2 separate regions of the Homo sapiens genome follow, and region 2 is linked to region 1. Evidence: read pairs that join two places in POLR2A ChIA-PET (ENCODE). Cell type or tissue: A673. All regions are shown on one strand. Each heading gives the region's core, and the rest is flanking DNA. Links, peaks and the distances in the headings are about the cores only. Region 1 overlaps FNBP1 (formin binding protein 1). Region 2 overlaps FNBP1 (formin binding protein 1).

Region 1 (8,329 bases), core at 300-8,299:
AAAAGGGCTGGGCACGGTGGCTCACGCCTGTAATCCCAGCACTTTGGGAGACCGAGGCAGGCGGATCACTTGAGGTCAGGAGTTCAAGACCAGCCTGGCCAACATGGTGAAACACTCTCTCTACTAAAAATACAAAAATTAGCCAGGCATGGTGGCACAAGCCTGTAATCCCAGCTACTTGGAAGGCTGAGGCAGGAGAATCACTTGAACCTGGGAGGCGGAGATTGCAGTGAGCTGAGATTGTACCACTGCACTCCAGCCTGGGCGACAGAGTGAGACTGTCTCAAAAAAAAAAAAAAAATTAAAGAAAAAGGAAAGTAAATGTTTCTAAATCAAAATCATCTAGCTCTTTAACAGGCCTTAAAACAATATCCACAAACCAATTCAACTACAACTATACAACATGAAATCATTAAGGACTTTGCATGCCACTTCAAGTTCAAGCTTAGTTCTACCAAGAACTTTTAAATATATTCTATAAAAACACAAATTTCTTGGATAATCTCATCATTAAAAGATGTAAGGAGATCCAAAGTACTTAAAAAAAAAAAAAAAACAGAGACAGGGGGCTCACTATGTTGCCCAGGCTGGTCTTGAAGTCTCTGGGCTCACACTATCCTCCCTCATCAGCCTCCCAAAGTGCTGGGATTGCAGGCATGAGCCACCACACCTGGCCCCAAAGCACTTTTTTTTTTTTTTTTTTGAGAAGGAGTCTTACTCTGTCACCCAGGCTAGAGTGCAGTGGCACAATCTCAGCTCACTGCAACCTCCACCTCCCGGGTTCAAGCAGTTCTCATGTCTCACCCTCCCAAGTAGCTGGGATTACAGGCGCCTGCCACCATGCCCCACTAATTTTTGTATTTTTAGTAGAGGCGGGGTTTCACCATGTTGGCCAGGCGGGTCTCGAACTCCTGACCTCAGGCAATCCGCCCACCTTTGCCTCCCAAAGTGCTGGGATTACAGGCGTGAGCCACTGCGCCCGGCCCGAAGTACTTTTAAAATACTATTCCACATGACCCCTCAACACATTACAGAAGGGAGTGTGAATTAGTACAAGCACACTGGAAATGGCTGAACCCTATCCACCAAAGCTAAGCATATGAGTAGCCTGTGACCTTGCAATTAGATGCCTACGTAGATCCTAGGAAATGTGTTCAGATACACACAAAAAGCCTTGTACAATAATGCTCGTTGGAGCGCTACTCATTATAGCTTAAATTAGAAACAACCAATCACCTAGTCAGAACGGATGAGTTCTGGTGCATTCACAGACCAAAACACTCAACAGCAATGAAAATAAGCAGATCCCACCACATGCTACCACATGGTCAATCTCACAAACGTAATATAGAACAAAAGAAGCCAGATACACAAGAATGCATACCAAATGATTACACTCATGTAAAGTTCAAAAGTGGGCACTACTAATCCACGCGGTTAGAAGTCAGGAGAGTGGTTACCGCTGGGGGGAGAGTGGGGAGCTGGAGGGGGCCAGGGGGCCTGCCAGGCTGGTCTTTCTGTTTCTTGACCTGGGTGCCCGGTTACATGAGTGTGTTCACACTGTCAAAATTCATGGAGCTGCACACTTATGATTTGTGTACTTCTCTGTACATATGTTATTAATATATTTCAATAAAAAGTTTACTGAGAAACAAGCTGCTCCAAAACTCAGCAAATATCTTGTTGAAAAAAAAAACTGGGCCTTAAAGCAGTAATTTAGTTTTTATTTTTAATGTTCTATGAAAATTAATTTTCTGTATGAAAAACAATCACTTCTATTGAAATATTACCTTACATAAAAGGAAAAATATTTAAAATATACATTTATACTGTAAAATGAGAATATACGTTATCCTTACATCATTTTGCAGTTAACAAATAACCTTTTTCAATATCAACTTACCTGAGTTGCTTTGCATAGCTGAGTTCAATCTCTGTCCTTTCTTTCACAAACTTGATATATTTCTCAAGAATATCAATTCCCCACTGTGTGTGTTTTTCTAAGTTGTCAAACTGATCCTGTTGAAACAAACCAAGAGAGAAGTTATGGTCTTTCCCTGTGATTAACATAATTTCAATGAATAATTCTCTTAACAACATATTACTACATACAAAGTAGTACTAATATTTTCCATGATTATACTTGGGGTGCTTTTTTGTTGAGCCATTTTAAATCAACATTACCAAATTTGGTTTGAAAACCGCCTGGAGTACTGAACTCTGACCTATTCATTCATATTTCCTATTCCTTTTAGAAACATAGTTTTCAGATATAACTGATGTCTCAGTGCAAGGAAAAATGTCATTCCCAGACGCCAAAAACCGACAGGTGAAACATACACACAAACACAGCCACACACGGTTTGCACCTTAACTGTTATCTCTGGGTAATCATTCAAAACAGCTGATTGAATCTGAGCCGAGGAACGGGGGGAAGTGTTACAAAATTTTGCTTTCTTCAAATGATTAAAATAAAACACATGGATTTTATTCTTCCAAACATACACCAAACCCACACTGTGAGCCAGGAACAGTGCCTGGAGCTGGGGAACCAAAATGAACAAAAATACAGCCTGAGTTTGCATTGTGCCTTGGGGTTTCTGGTCTGGAAGAACAAGAGGGAGCCTGGGTAACACAGAACCCATCTCTACAAAAACAATTTTTTTAAATTAGCTGGGCATGGTGTTGTACCACTGCACTCCAGCCTGGGTATAAGAGCATGACTCTGTCCCCCCAAATAAAGAATGAGAGGGGACAGGTATGCTAGCAACAGCTAATGCAAAGACATGGAGATATCCAGGAATCAAGTGAATTTGTCTTTGAGTGCAAGGTGGAGGTGGGTGGGGCAGAAGGGAAGTGGAGTTGGCGAGTGATGAAACTAGAGACAGCTCAGAGCTAGATCACCCAAGGCCTTGAAGGACGAGCTTAGGAGTTTAGACTCTCCAGCAGGCACAAGAGGACTTGGAAGAGAAAGCCAGGAAATGGCTCCAACAGTCTAGATGAGACAAAATAGGCACAGAAGGGAAGAATTCTAGGGACATTTAACAAACACAATCAACTAGTGTGTGAGTGGCCGGTTGGACGTGGAGGCTGGCAAGGGTATGAGGGGGAGGGAGGATTCCAGAGTGACTTTCAGGTTCTGCTTCCCGGAATTAAACAGAAGATCCAGATAAGAAAGAGCTACAGTTTGGGGTGAAAATTAAATGTTGTTTTGACATGTTGAATGAGGGACTGGCCTGTCCAGAAGAGAGCTGGAAACACAGAAGGATTTAGAACTCAAGAAGGGCATCAAGTGAGTAGGTGGATCTCAAGCAACAGCCGAGGATCAGAACACCAAAGACGACAGCAAGGATACACAGAATTAGCAAAGAGGGCCTGGCCCAGGAAGCAGAGCCCAGAAAGGACTAAGGGGGCGAGCCAGAGGGGGCATGAGCACATCACAGGGAAGAGAGAATTCCAGTGGAAATGGAATTCTCCATGGAAAATTTGCTGCCTCCTGAGAGGTAACAGTCATAAATGAGGGTTCTAGCCCCAGCAAAGGGATTTCACAGAGACAGGCCCCCAAATGTTTCAAGTTTTAGTCATTTGCCTGTAAGACGCAGCTATAATCTAATTTCCTAATTTCACAAATCAGTCATGAGGATCATGCGAAATGGGGAAGTGCCAACTCAAATATAAAAATATAAAGCTAGTGTTTAATCCTACGCTTGTGCAATCTAACAGTATACATTCAGTGTCTTACTTCAGACTGTTTTTTGTTTGTTGGTTGGTTTGTTTTGAGACAGAGTCGTGCTCTTTCCCCCAGGCTGGAGTGCAGTAGTGCAATCTCAGCTTGCTGCTGCCTCCCAGACTCAAGTGATCCTCCCACTTCAGCCTCCTGAGTAACTGGGACTATTGGCACCCGCCACCATGCCTTCACTAATTTTTGTATTTTTTGCAGAGAGGAGGTCTCACTATGATGCCCAGGCTGGTCTTGAATTCCTGGGCTCAAGTGATCCTCCCGCCTTGGCATCCCAAAGTGCTGGGATTACAAGTGTGAGCCACTGCCTCCGGCCGGCCTGTTTTTTTTTAAAACCACTTTATTAAGGTATGACTGAGATTTTGGCCAGGTGAGGTGGCTCACGCCTGTAATCCCAGCATTTTGGGAAGCCAAGGCGGGTGGATCACTTGAAGCCAGGAGTTCGAGACCAGCCTGGACAACATGGTGAAATCCCATCTCTACTAAAAATACAAAAGTAGCCGGGCGTCATGGCAGGCACCTGTAATCCCAGCTACTCGGGAGTCTGAGGGAGGCAGGAGAATTGTTTGAACCCAGGAGGCAGAGGTTGCAGTGAGTCAAGATCACACCATTGCACTCCAGCATGGGTGACAGAATGAGACTATGTCTCAAAAAATTAAATACAAAATTATAAAACAAAAGTGCAAAATGTTTGTCTTTATGACTAATAATTTTTAATATTTAAAGTTGATTCTTGGTCCTCAATAATATATATTCCACAAACCCCTAGATTTCAGTTTAAGAAACACTAGATTATGTTATTTATAAAGTCAAGGGTCATCAAGTAAGCTAATAGTGTAAACGAGACTGAAGATCACCTTAAACTACTTGAGAGAACAAATATACACACAACTCAAGCTATGACTACAAATCATTCTTACAAATTGAGAGCACGACTTCGTCAAAGCCCTCTGCTTATCAGTAACCCTTTGTGGATCTAGTTTCACAGTAATCATATTTATTTTTAAAATGATTAACAATTATCAGGGCATCATGGCACACATGCCTGTAGCCCCAGCTACTAGGGAGGCTGAAGCAGGAGGATCACTTGAGCCCAGGACTTCAAGGCTGCAGTGAGTCATGATCAGGCTACTGCACTCCAGCCTGAGCATCAAAGCAAGACCCTGTCTCAAAAAACAAAAACCAAAAACATAAACACCCTTTCCTTTATTTAAAAGCCCTCTCCCAGCTGGGCGCGGTGGCTCACATCCAAAATTCCAGCACTTTGGGAGGCCATGGTGGGCGGATCACTTGAGGTCAGGAGTTTGAGACTAGCCTGGCCAACACAGTCATCTTTACTAAACCTCATCTCTACTAAAAATACAAAAATTTGCCAGGCATGGTGGCATGCACCTGTAATCCAAGCTACTCAGGAGGCTGAGGCAGGAGAATCCACTGAACTCAGGAGACAGAGGTTGCAGTGAGCCGAGATTGTACCACTGCACTCCAGTCTGGGCGAAAGACAGAGACTCTGTCTCGAAAAAAAAAAAAAAAGAAAAAAAATGGCCGGGCGCGGTGGCTCACACCTGTAATCCCAGCACTTTGGGAGGCTGAGGCGGGAGGATCAGGAGTTTGAGACCTGAGGTCAGGAGTCTGAGACTAGCCTGGCCAACATGGTAAAACCCTGTCTCTACTAAAAATACAAAATTAGCTGGGCCTGGTGGCGCACGCCTATAATCACAGCTACTTGGGAGGCTGAGGCAGGAGAATCGCTCAAGCCCAGGAGGTGGAGGTTGCAGTGAGCCAAGACGGGGCCATTGCACTCCAGCCTGGTCAAAACGAGCAAAACTCCACCTCAAAAAAAAAAAAACAAAAAAGCCCTCTCCCTGTATGATTTCCCATAATCTCCAAAGCCTTGATTGTTTTCAGCAGTCATAGGTGCCACCTTGAAAACTTGCCCAGAGGATATGCTCTTAGGTTTCATTCTTGGCCTATTAACAACCTGACTACAGATTTCCCCCCACCATATCACTTTGCATTCAAACTGATGTATACTATACAAAGCAACAGCTTTCGATACCAAAGCCCTTGAAAACAACAGAAAAAGCCCATCTACATTTGAACTGAGTCCACCTTAAAAATTACTGGCCTCAATCCAACAATATGTTTTCCATAAAGTTATCTCTATTCAGGACCATTCTACAAGCTATAATAAAGCGTTTACCAAGATGACAGAGCCCAAATAAGATAGAAGATCTTAATAATAAAAACCTTACTCAGTAACAAATGAGCTGGTGCTTGTTTGTGACTATAGCAGAGTTCTTTTGATGCTCTGTGAAACCTGAGGATGCCCCCACGCTCTCACTATCACATGAACTGCTGCAGCACTGACTTGACAGCAGCTAGAAGAAAATTCAAGACAGATGAAAAACGAATCAACCCACTTACATTCTTGACTAAAATGTGGAAAAGTTAATGGAAAAAAAAATCCAAATCTTAAAAGGACTCCTTTGTGAACAAATATTATAAACGGCTCTTTAAAAACAGCCTTTGCTACTTTGGGGATGGTGTCATCAAAAATGCATCCCTTCCTGCCTGATGTCACATCACGGTGGTTCTGGGGGCCCCTTTGCCCTCCTAAAAATCCTTGAGAACCAGCCAGCCACAGTGGCTCATGCCTATAATCCCAGCATTTTGCGAGGCCGAGGTAGGTGGATCACTTGAGAACAGGAGTTCAAGACCAGCCTGGCCAACATGGTGAAACCTCATCTCTACAAAAGAAAAACAAAAAGTAGCCAGGCATGGTGGCACACACCTGTAGTCCCAGCTACTCGGGAGGCTGAGGCATGAGAATCACTTGAACCTGGGAGGGAGAGGTTGCAGTGAGTGGAAATCGCACCACTGCACTCCAGCCTGGGGCGACAGAGTGAGACTCTGTCTCAAAAAAAAAAAAAATCATTGAGAATTCCGAAGAGCTTTTGTGTGAGTTACATCTATCAATATTTACTCAATCAGAAATTTAAAATGGAGAGATTTTTAAAGGTATTTATTCATTTAAAAAGAAAACAAACCCATTACCATTACATGTTAATGGAAAGAGCATGTTTTTATTTTTTAAAACTGTACTTTCCAAAACAAAACAGTAAGAAGAATGGCACCGTGTTACATTTTTGCAAATCTCTTTAATGTCTAGCTTAATAGAAGACAGCTGGATTATCATAGAGACTTCTGCATTCAATCTATTACGATTCTTTACTTTGGCTGAAATATGTGAAAAAAACACAACTTCACACAGATACGTAGCTAGAAAACAAAGGACACTTCAAGGCCCTTTTTAGATCAGTGCAGACATTCTCCTTTGATACCACACCAAAACTTGACAAATCATAGCTTCTCAAAGGCTAGTTGCAATATGAAATCTGAAACCATAGAGATGCAGTTTCCAACTCAGCTACAGTAAGATCCACTGGTCCACCTTACATTTTGAATGGATCTTTTACCTGTATATGATCATGTAAATTATTCATTGATCATTTAGAAAATATTATCTCAGCCGGGCATGGTGGCCCACACCTGTAATCCCAGCACTTCGGGAGGCAGAAGCAGGCGGGTCGTCTGAGGTTAGGAGTTGGAGACCAGCCTGGCTAACATGGTGAAACCCCGTCTTTACTAAAAATACAAAAATTAGCTGGGTGTGGTGGTGGTCACCTGTAATCCCAGCTACTCGGGAGGCTGAGGCAGGAGAATTGATTGAACCTGGGAAGGGGAGGTTGCTGATCTCGGCTGAGCTGAGATTACGCCACAGCACTCTAGCCTGGGTGATGGAGCGAGACTCCATGTCAAAAACAAAAGAAAAAAGAAAAAAAGAAAATATTATATCATAGATATATGCAGATCTTCCAACTGTTGAAACATTTCTTGTAAAATATTTTTTTTGAATCACATTTGTTTATATCAGTACCAATCTCATCTTTTCTGATGAGTCTTTAATATTTGGAAGCTGTCAAACTCACAGTGGAAAAACAATTTCCCCAAGTTCTAATTTTCACTTTAAAGCTAGAATTTTATCATTGGCAACAAACATTGCCAGCTGTTTCCCTGAAGTGACAGGCTCACTTCATTTATTTTTGAGAAAATGTTTGCCAGATACTCAAAAGTTTGTCTGTCGCTCATTCTTTGAAGTAAAAATGGTGTTCATGAAAAAAGCAGCTAGTTCAACTTACAACTCAGGATCATGTATTTTAGTCTGCACTAAAGAGCTTCTCATCTTACTATACACACTATTAAAAAGATGTATCTTCAAGGGTTTGAGATTTAGTAAAATGAATAATCTTCACTGTTTCATTAAGAACATTTTCAAGTAAAACTGAAATTTTTTAAAACAGCTAATGGTGGGCTGGGCATGGTGGCTCACGCCTGTAATCCAGCACTTTGGGAGGCCGAGGCAGGCGGATGACAAGGTCAGGAGCTCGAGACCAGCCTGGCCAACGTGGTGAAACCCCATCTCTACTAAAAATACAAAAAATTAGCCGGGTGTGGTGGCGGTCGCCTGTAATAACAGTTACTCGGGAGACTGAGATGGGAGAATTGCTTGAACCCGGGAGGCGGAGG
Region 2 (8,329 bases), core at 251-8,250, 100 kb before region 1:
TGCACCACGCTTAGGTCACCCGTTGCAGGGACCGGAAGTCCATGGCTCTGCCGCAACCCTGAGCGGTTTGCAGTCCCCCCCGGGGAAGAAGCAGTCAGAGAGGCTCACGCTCACCTACTTTAAAAACCCAAAGCCACTTCCTCTTCACCTGCCTGGGCCTCAGCGTCTCTGCGCTTGTGGTTTCTCGTCCCCGAGGGCTGACTGAGCTGCTCCGGAAGGGTGGTGTGTGGTCAACCTTGGTTGGCTGAGAGGAGCAATTTCCTGGTTTCCACAAGTAAAGACAGCCCCATCCCTTGGGACCTGTCCTTTCCGTCCCTGTCCCTTTGGCTTCTATAGGACTTCCTTGTCTTAGATTCATAAACAGCAAGAGGAACTGAGGATGCTTGAGGGGACCACCTAGTTACCAAAGCCAAGCAAAGAATAAAGCTGCCCGACGTCATCCCCAGGCTTCCGTGGCGCTCTCGGTCACAGGAGCTCTAGGCCAATGGTTCCTCTTGACTGTTTCTGCACCAAATGAGAGGAGGGGCTGCTCTGCTCTAAGGCGTGGCGGGGGGGGGGGGTGGTGGCCACAGATTAGGGGACCTCAGGTTTTCCTCAAAAACCCACACAGGGAAAGAAACTTGGCTCTAAAAGCAAACTCAACGAATTCCACATGCCCTGAAGAGCACGTGATAAAATACAAGGGTGGTGGCGGCGGGATCCCTCAAAGGACCACGAGAGGCACGGGGTCTTTGGTGATGAAAGTGCTAACCTCGGCGGGGTGCGGTAGCTCACACCTGTAATCTCAGCACTTTGGGAGGCTGAGGCGGGCGGATCACCTGAGGTCAGGAGTTTGAGACCAGCCTGACCAACACGGTGAAACCCTGTCTCTACTAAAAATACAAACATTAGCCGGGCGTGGTGGTGCACGCCTGTAATCACAGCTATTTGGGAGGCTGAGGCAGGAGAATCGCTGGAACCCAGGAGGTGGAGGTTGTAGTGAGCCGAGATCATGCCACTGCACTCCAGTCTGAACAATAGAGCGAGACTCCCGTCTCAAAAAAAAAAAAAAAACAACAACAAAAAAGGAAGTGCTACCCTTTTCAGATGCTAATCCTGGGGCTCCTGGAAAGGAGAGGATGTTCGCTTTGCAATGAGCTGGTGCAGAGGGGAGGGCCTCGCTCACAAGCGCATGATCTACAGTTCTCAGGGACAGGAAAGTGATGGGGAGGACAGGCGTGGGCTCCTCATGGCCGGTGGACACAGGCGAGTCAACAAGGCGAGCTGGAATTCGACTTCCAGTGTGGACCTCCCCAGGCCACTGAAAACAGGGCGTCAAACCAAAATGTGTGTATGCGCACGCGTGTGTACTGGTGGGTGTGCCTGTGGGTGTGTGTGTACCTGCCCCCCTGCCTGCCAGATGCTCCCAGGTTGAGGGCATAGTGAAAGGGTCAATGTTTAGTATGAGGTGCAAGCCTAGAATCCAAAAAGGACCACTGAGGACTTCACAGACTCAGGAGAGGAGGAAGTGTTTTCTACAGCAGACAGTCTGGGACACACGGATGACATCGACACGGATGACATCGAGTGCTCAGTCCGCCTGATGTGCGCTGGACCTGCCTTGTCTCCTCAGGGGACCCGTGATGACACTTTCACAAAAGGCACTGTGTGAAGCGCGGAAGGGCTGCCAGGACGAGCCCGGGTGGACTGAGGGCCCAGGAAGGAGCAGGTAGGGGCGTGTGTCCCACCGTCTCAGTGGCCTGCGCGGGGTGGGGAGGGGGAGCGATGAGGACTGACCCGAGCCATGGGGGTGGGCGCTGGCGAGACTTGTCCCCCACGAGGTGGCCCGGGCTGGGCGGGAGGGCAGGGCCGCAGGGAGCATGCTGGAGAGAGAGAGAGACCGCCCCGCAGGGATGGGGCTGCGGAGGGGTGGGCTGTCCACAGGGCAGGGCGCTGGAGGCCTGTGGGAACAAGCAGACGGAGGCTCCTCCAGGAAGGCTCACCCGAGGCTCGCAGGCACTCCCCTCTAGGAATCTACAACACAAAGAGAAACAGAAAGAGAAACTCTCTGTTAGAGAGGAAGGCGCGGGTTCCAGGCGGGCATTTTGCTCTTGGCTACAAACTGCACCGCCCTGGGAGGGGAGGGTAGTGGGAGGGGAGGGATGGGAGGGGGCGTCTTAGAGCAATCGGTTACCACAGGGCGGGTCTGAGATGAGGAACTTTCACGGTTTTCTCTCTAGCCTTTAGCTGGTCTTTCCTTCAGAGTTAAGAGAAGCCCAAACAGGAGACTGATGAGGCCATCCGCCCCAACTCGTCTTTCTCATAAGTTTAGTTTTGAGAGAAAGTAAGAAACGGAGGCCGGGGCTGGGCGCCGTGGCTCATGCCTGTAATCCCAGCACTTTGGGAGCCTGAGGCAGGCAGATCACGAGGTCAGGAGTTCAAGACCAGCCTGGCTAACATGGTGAAAACCCATCTCTATTAAAAATACAACAATTAGCCTGGCGTGGTGGCAGGTGCCTGTAATCCCAGCTACTTGGGAGGCTGAGGCAGAAGAATCGCTTCAACCCAGGAGGCGGAGGTTGCAGTGAGCTGAGATCGGGCCACTGCACTCCAGCCTGGACAACAGAGCAAGACTCCGTCTTAAAAAAAAAAAAAAGGAAACGGAGGTTGGGTGCAGTGGCTCATACCTGTAATCCCAGCACTTTGAGAGGCTGAAGAGGGAGGATGCATGAGCTCAGGAGTTCAAGACCAGCCTGGGCCACAACATAGCCAGACCTCATCTCTACAAAAAATTAAAAAAAAATTAACCAGCATGTTGGCATGCGCCTGTAGTCCCGGCTATTCGGGAAGATGAGTTGGAAGGATGGCTTGAGCCCAGGGAGGTCGAGGCTGCAGCGAGCCAGGATCACACCACTGCACTTCAGCTTGGGCAACAGAGTGAGAATTCAACTCCAGAAAAAAAAGAAAAGAAAAGAAATGCATCAATTTCCTAGAATGGTACAAGGAACATGAAGGTCCAATTCTCTCAGAAGGAAACTCTTGGCTCTTCAGCAGTACAATGTAAAATCTTTGGTGAAAAGGAAAACCTGTTGTTCTGTATTCATTCCGCAATAAACCGTGAAAAGCTCTTCATCTCAAGGAGAGAGAAAAGAAACAAAAGAAACACAGACTTCTCAGGCCCTGAGTGCACGCAAGATCAGAAACAGGGGAGGTGCCATCATTTAAAGGAGGAGGTAGGGGTGGGAGGCAGAATTTTTAAAAAAGCATTGGGCTAGAAAATCCCCTATTACTGGAGATGAAAGAGTTAAATATTCATATTACACAGAATAATTTTCTTGGAAACATGAAAAGTCACTTAAAATACACAATACTGAGAAAAAATATAACATTTATTAGAGAAGCAGATACGAGGGTACAACTAAAAGATGCCAGACAGAGTCTTTTAGGATAAGAATAGAAAGAGACAATCATGTTGCTGTATTCAAACAAAACTTACTCAGAACCCCAGAGTTTATAATAAACTCAAGTGCGGAGCCGCAGCGGGGACCTAGCTCCCCATGCGAGAGGCTTCGCGGCTTTCCGGCAGTTATAAAAACAGAAAGGTCATTAGGCAGCAGGAGAACCCATAAAACAAACAGATAAAAGTACAACATTAAAACAACTCATTCGAGTACTGCTTTTAGTTTTTAAGTTGCAGTATATACACACGTATTCTGTGGGGGGAATTATGAAAATATTTAACAGAGAGCAATCGAAGAACCAAAAAACCACAAAAGAAAGTCACAATCCAATTGACCCACCGGAAGTTACTCTAGTCTAAATATTTTGGCAATTATTAAATAAGCACATCGTAGACACACACACACACACACACACACACACACACACACACACACACACACACAAAAAGGTTGACCGGCATTATAAAAATAAAACAGCTGCACTGAGTTATGGGCCTAAGAAAACAGTGGCTTTGCCCACATCAGATGGGTTGAAGGAGGGCAGTGTTTGTGGGCAAGTTGGACAGAGTTATAAACAGAGTAGGCAGGAAAAGCTTCTCTGTACATATTATTAATCTCTAAGTGTAACTTTCAAATAAAAGGAGAAAATTATATAAGTAGCTGAGATTTTGCTGCTTTTATATTAACAGACAACTGCTAGAAGATAATAAAGTATACTTTGGGTGGAAATGGAAATTCCTGATTCTTTGGAATTTGGTTTTCTAATATTTCATGCATTGATGCGATGGACCTGAAATTTACAAAATATCTTTTAACTGTTTAGTCAATATTACAGAGATTCACCTGTTATAGTACTGAGGCATACAACTTAATGATCGTACATTTAAAATTATCATCATAAATTTATGTGCCCAAACCCCTCCCACCCCATTCCCCCTGAAACCAACTGAGCTATTTTCTGAATTAAATTTGAATAACGAAATAAATTTGAATAATCAAGAAAAAAATACACAGCTTGACAGAATGCCTTTTTTCAAAGCAGACTTTCACAAGGTTAATGTCGTCTTGCCCTATTTTCGAGTTTTTCAGTGGTTAGTTTGCTTTGTCCAGGAGTTCACAGACTGGAAATGAGTTTGTCATCGGATAGAAAGGTCAGATTTTAATACCTTAGGTTTCCCATTCACTTGTTTACTGGGTAAAGCTGGAAACTTCCTACTGCTCATTTAAACAGATCCTTGTGGTTGAAGGGTCAGCTGATTTTCTTGCTGCAATATCTACAAAGAGGCCTGGGGTCGGGATGGGTGGCTTTATTGATACTATGCCAGCAAAAGTATCCAAAAGAAATTTGGGCCTGGCACGGTGGCTCACCCTGTAATCCCAGCACTTTGGGAGGCTGAGGCGGGCGGATCACTTGAGCCCAAGAGTTTGAGACAAGCCTGGCCAACATGGTGAAAACCTGTCTTTACTAAAAAAAAAAAAAAATACAAAGATTAGCCGGGTGTGGTGGCAGGCACCTGTAATCCCAGCTACTGGGGAGGCTGAGGCACAAGAATTACTTGAACTCGGGAGGCAGAGGTTGTAGTGAGCCAGGATTGTATCATTGCCCTTGAGTCTAGGTGACAGAGTGAGACTCTGTCTCAAAAAAAAAAAAAAAAAAAAAAAAAGCCAGGCACGGGCTCATGCCTGTAATCCCAACACTTTGGGAGGCTGAGGTGGACAGATCATGAGGTCAGGAGATCAAGACCATTCTGGCTAACACGGTGAAACCCTGTCTCTACTAAAAATACAAAAAATTAGCTGGGCATGGTGGCACACGCCTGTAGTCCCAGCTACTTGGGAGGCTGAAGCAGGAGAATCGCTTGAACTCAGGAGGCAGAGGTTGCAGTGAGCCAAGATTGTGCCACCGCACTCCATCCTGGCGACAGAGCGAGACTCCATCTCAAAAAAAAAAAAAAAAAAAGTTTTTTAAAAAATCAGGCTGTCACTAAATAAAGGTTAACTGGCTGTGAGAATCTTGAAACACGGCCCCTAGCATCCAGAACCCCTACTAGGTTCTAGAGCCCGAATGTGCAGCTACTGCTTGGAAAATCAGCTTTAAATGGACTTGAGCTGATCAAATGAACCCACAATGTAGAGGCAGGCAGGGGCTAATTTCCTACTTGAAAGTAGGAAGGACACAAGGAAATAATTTTCAAAATCAAATAAAAAGAGAATCTGACCCAACACCTTCATTCTGACCCATTTGTAGTGGGTTGTCTATGATCTCGGGGTGGATTCTGGAAATGGGCACAGTGAAATGCCTGGCAACCATCTACGCATGTGACCAACTTCACTATCTCCCCTCCCACATCAATGCCAATTTAAAAATGCAAATTCTCATGTGGCCTAGATTCCTTTCGATGTGGTGAGACATTTTACTTCATTCTGGCTACAGTTAATTGTATAAAATGAGCCAGAAATTCTAAAATAATTTCCAGTAAATCCAAACCTTGCCAATGATTAAAAGCAGAAACAAAACAAAACAAAAACAACAACAACAAAAAAACAAAAGCAAACCCCCAAAGTCTTTGAACAGCAATGTGCTGAGATCTGTGTCTGTGGGGAGAAGCATTTGCTGCCACACCACGTTCTCTTTATAGCCCCACCTGGGCAAGCGTGAGTGCAGCTCTACTTGGAAAACCAACAGAAACCGAACCAAGTGTGAGAGGAAATCACAGCCAAAAGGAGCTGATGCAGGGACACGCTCTGCCTTTTAAGTAACTCCATCTAAACAGCACTAGCACATCTGATCAACTGTCAATTTGGGCCAGGTGCGGTGGCTCACGCCTATAATCCCAGCACTTTGGGAGGCAGAAGCAGGCAGATCACTTGAGGTCAGGAGTTTGAGACCAGCCTGGCCAACAGAGCGAACCCGTCTCTACTAAAAATACAAAAATTAGCCAGGCGTGGTGGTGCACACCTGTAATCCCAGCTACTCGGGAGGCTGAGGCAGGAGAATCGCTTGAACCTGGGGGAGGCGGAGGTTGCAGTGAGCCACTGTACTCCAGCCTGGGCAACAGAGCCAGACTCTGTCTCAAAACAACAACAACAACAAAAACACAAACACAACAACAAAAACCTGTCAATTTGATGACACTTGGAAAATCAGCAATGCAATGTAAAAATCAAGTGGTCAATTCACCAAACTTTTCCAGATTTCAGCTGGTTGTCTGGGATCATGTAGATGGAACAGGGTACTCGTGATGCCCTACCAAGGATGCTGACCAGGTTTAAGTAAAAACACACACTTTTGGTGCCAATATAAGAATCTTATTTACTGCTTTAGTCAAGAAGGAGATGTTATTTCACTTGTGACTTCCTCCCAAGTGAATGAGTATACAATTTAACAAACTAACACAGTTCAGTTTATTAAGTTACAATCTGTAACCACCTAATGTAGCTCAGTGTATGGTGGATACTAGATATAAACAAGAGTAGGGAAGTCTTTGGCACCTGCATGATGCGTGCCGGCTTTTAAATTCAGAAAGATGAGAAGCTACAATGCAACTTTTTTTTTAATCTACAGATACCGCCAAAAGAAGAAATGTTTATCAGATTTTGAATGACATAGCTGTAAGTTGGCGGTTGGCAGCTTTCCACATAAAATTTCATCAGCAAGTGAAACTTGATTACAGCCCAAACTAGACAAGGCAATTCAGGTGCCCAGACCCTGAAGTCCACGTGAGACTACAGGAGAACGTGCATTATGGTGCTTGCCAGCCAGTCTCTTGAGGAACTGCCTGTAACAGTCATGGTTGTGGGGAGAAACAACTCCATTTTTTTTAAGTTTTTTTTTTTTATGGTATTAAATATAAGTCTTAGCACCTTTGGCATTTTTGTCCAAACAGACTTCGACATATGAAGTGGGGACATAACCCTCTTCATCTTCATTTCTCCGAATGCGGGTCCAGCCATCGCCTTTGTCTTCCTCTATGACATACAATGTTTCTCCTTCAACTACGGAAATCGTTCCTTCATTCTGACCTGAAAAAGCAATATCAGGATATGTTAGATGTCTTGGCAAATGCAGGGAGGAAGCAAACAGTGGCCTTCGCAATGAAACAAGTGTCGTCGAAGATGAAGTCCACACAAAATTCACCCCACTCGGACCTTCTCAGATGCACGGACCCCTCACCCACTGCCTCAAAACCATCTCCTTCTGCACAGAAATGTCCAGGTTCTTACCTCTGTCTCTCTAGGGACCCTCTCTAAGTCCTCCAGGGCCCTCTTTCTCCTCCCTCCCAGAATGGTAAGTATTTCTCACTGGATAAATCTTTGGTTCTCTTCTCTAGTCTTCTTCTGTCTCACTTGGATCTCTCTCAGGAGAAAGGTACCCTCGTGGCTCCAACTGCTTCTCTTTTGTCTGTTATTTTTTGGGGGGGTTGTGGGGGATGGAGTCTTGCTCTTGTTGCCCAGGCCAGAGTGCTGTGGTGCAATCTCAACTCACTGCAACCTCCACCTCCCCGGTTCAAGCGATTCTCCTGTCTCAGCCTCCCGAGCAGCTGAGACTATAGGTGTGCACCACCACACCCGGCTAACCTTTCTATTTTTAGTAGAGATGGGGTTTCACCATGTTGGTCAGGCTGGTCTGACTCCTGACCTTAGGTGATCCACCAGCCTCAGCCTCCCAATTTTTTTGTTGTTGTTGTTTGTTTGTTTTGAGACAGAGTCTTGCTCTGTTGCCCAGGCTGGAGTGTGATGCCACTTGTCCCGGGTTCAAGTGATTCTCCTGCCTCGGCCTCCCGAGTAGCTGAGATTACAGGCATGTGCCACCACGCCCGGCTAATTTTGTATTTTTAGTAGAGACGAGGTTTCACCATGTTGGTCAGGCTGGTCTTGAACTCCTGACC

Evidence for each region. Peaks named below come from ENCODE experiments on the same cell type or tissue, not always from the same donor. Only the 100,000 strongest peaks of a DNase experiment are listed, where the experiment ranks them.
Region 2: POLR2A ChIA-PET joins it to region 1 with 16 read pairs; 14 of 35 experiments call an interaction of 5 or more read pairs at or near these places.

The regions. Positions count from the first base shown.
Region 1 is chr9:129,992,940-130,001,268 of GRCh38, forward strand. FNBP1 (formin binding protein 1) reads right to left here. Exons shown (of 17, transcript NM_015033.3): 2 at 1,904-2,019. Among named protein-coding and RNA genes, the nearest start is that of FNBP1, 46 kb to the right of the region's middle. RefSeq lists enhancers at 2,576-2,705, 3,116-3,395, 3,536-3,635, 3,656-3,725. In A673, for the core only: no CTCF peak of the experiment used is centred there; no DNase peak of the experiment used is centred there; H3K27ac peaks cover 3,149 bases.
Region 2 is chr9:129,888,534-129,896,862 of GRCh38, forward strand. It overlaps FNBP1 (formin binding protein 1), which reads right to left. Exons shown (of 17, transcript NM_015033.3): 16 at 7,305-7,463; 17 at 1-2,013. The coding sequence ends at 2,006. Among named protein-coding and RNA genes, the nearest start is that of MIR6855, 23 kb to the left of the region's middle. RefSeq lists enhancers at 1-62, 393-482, 437-1,324 and a silencer at 4,557-4,851. In A673, for the core only: no CTCF peak of the experiment used is centred there; a DNase peak (open chromatin) is centred at 3,548; H3K27ac peaks cover 4,661 bases.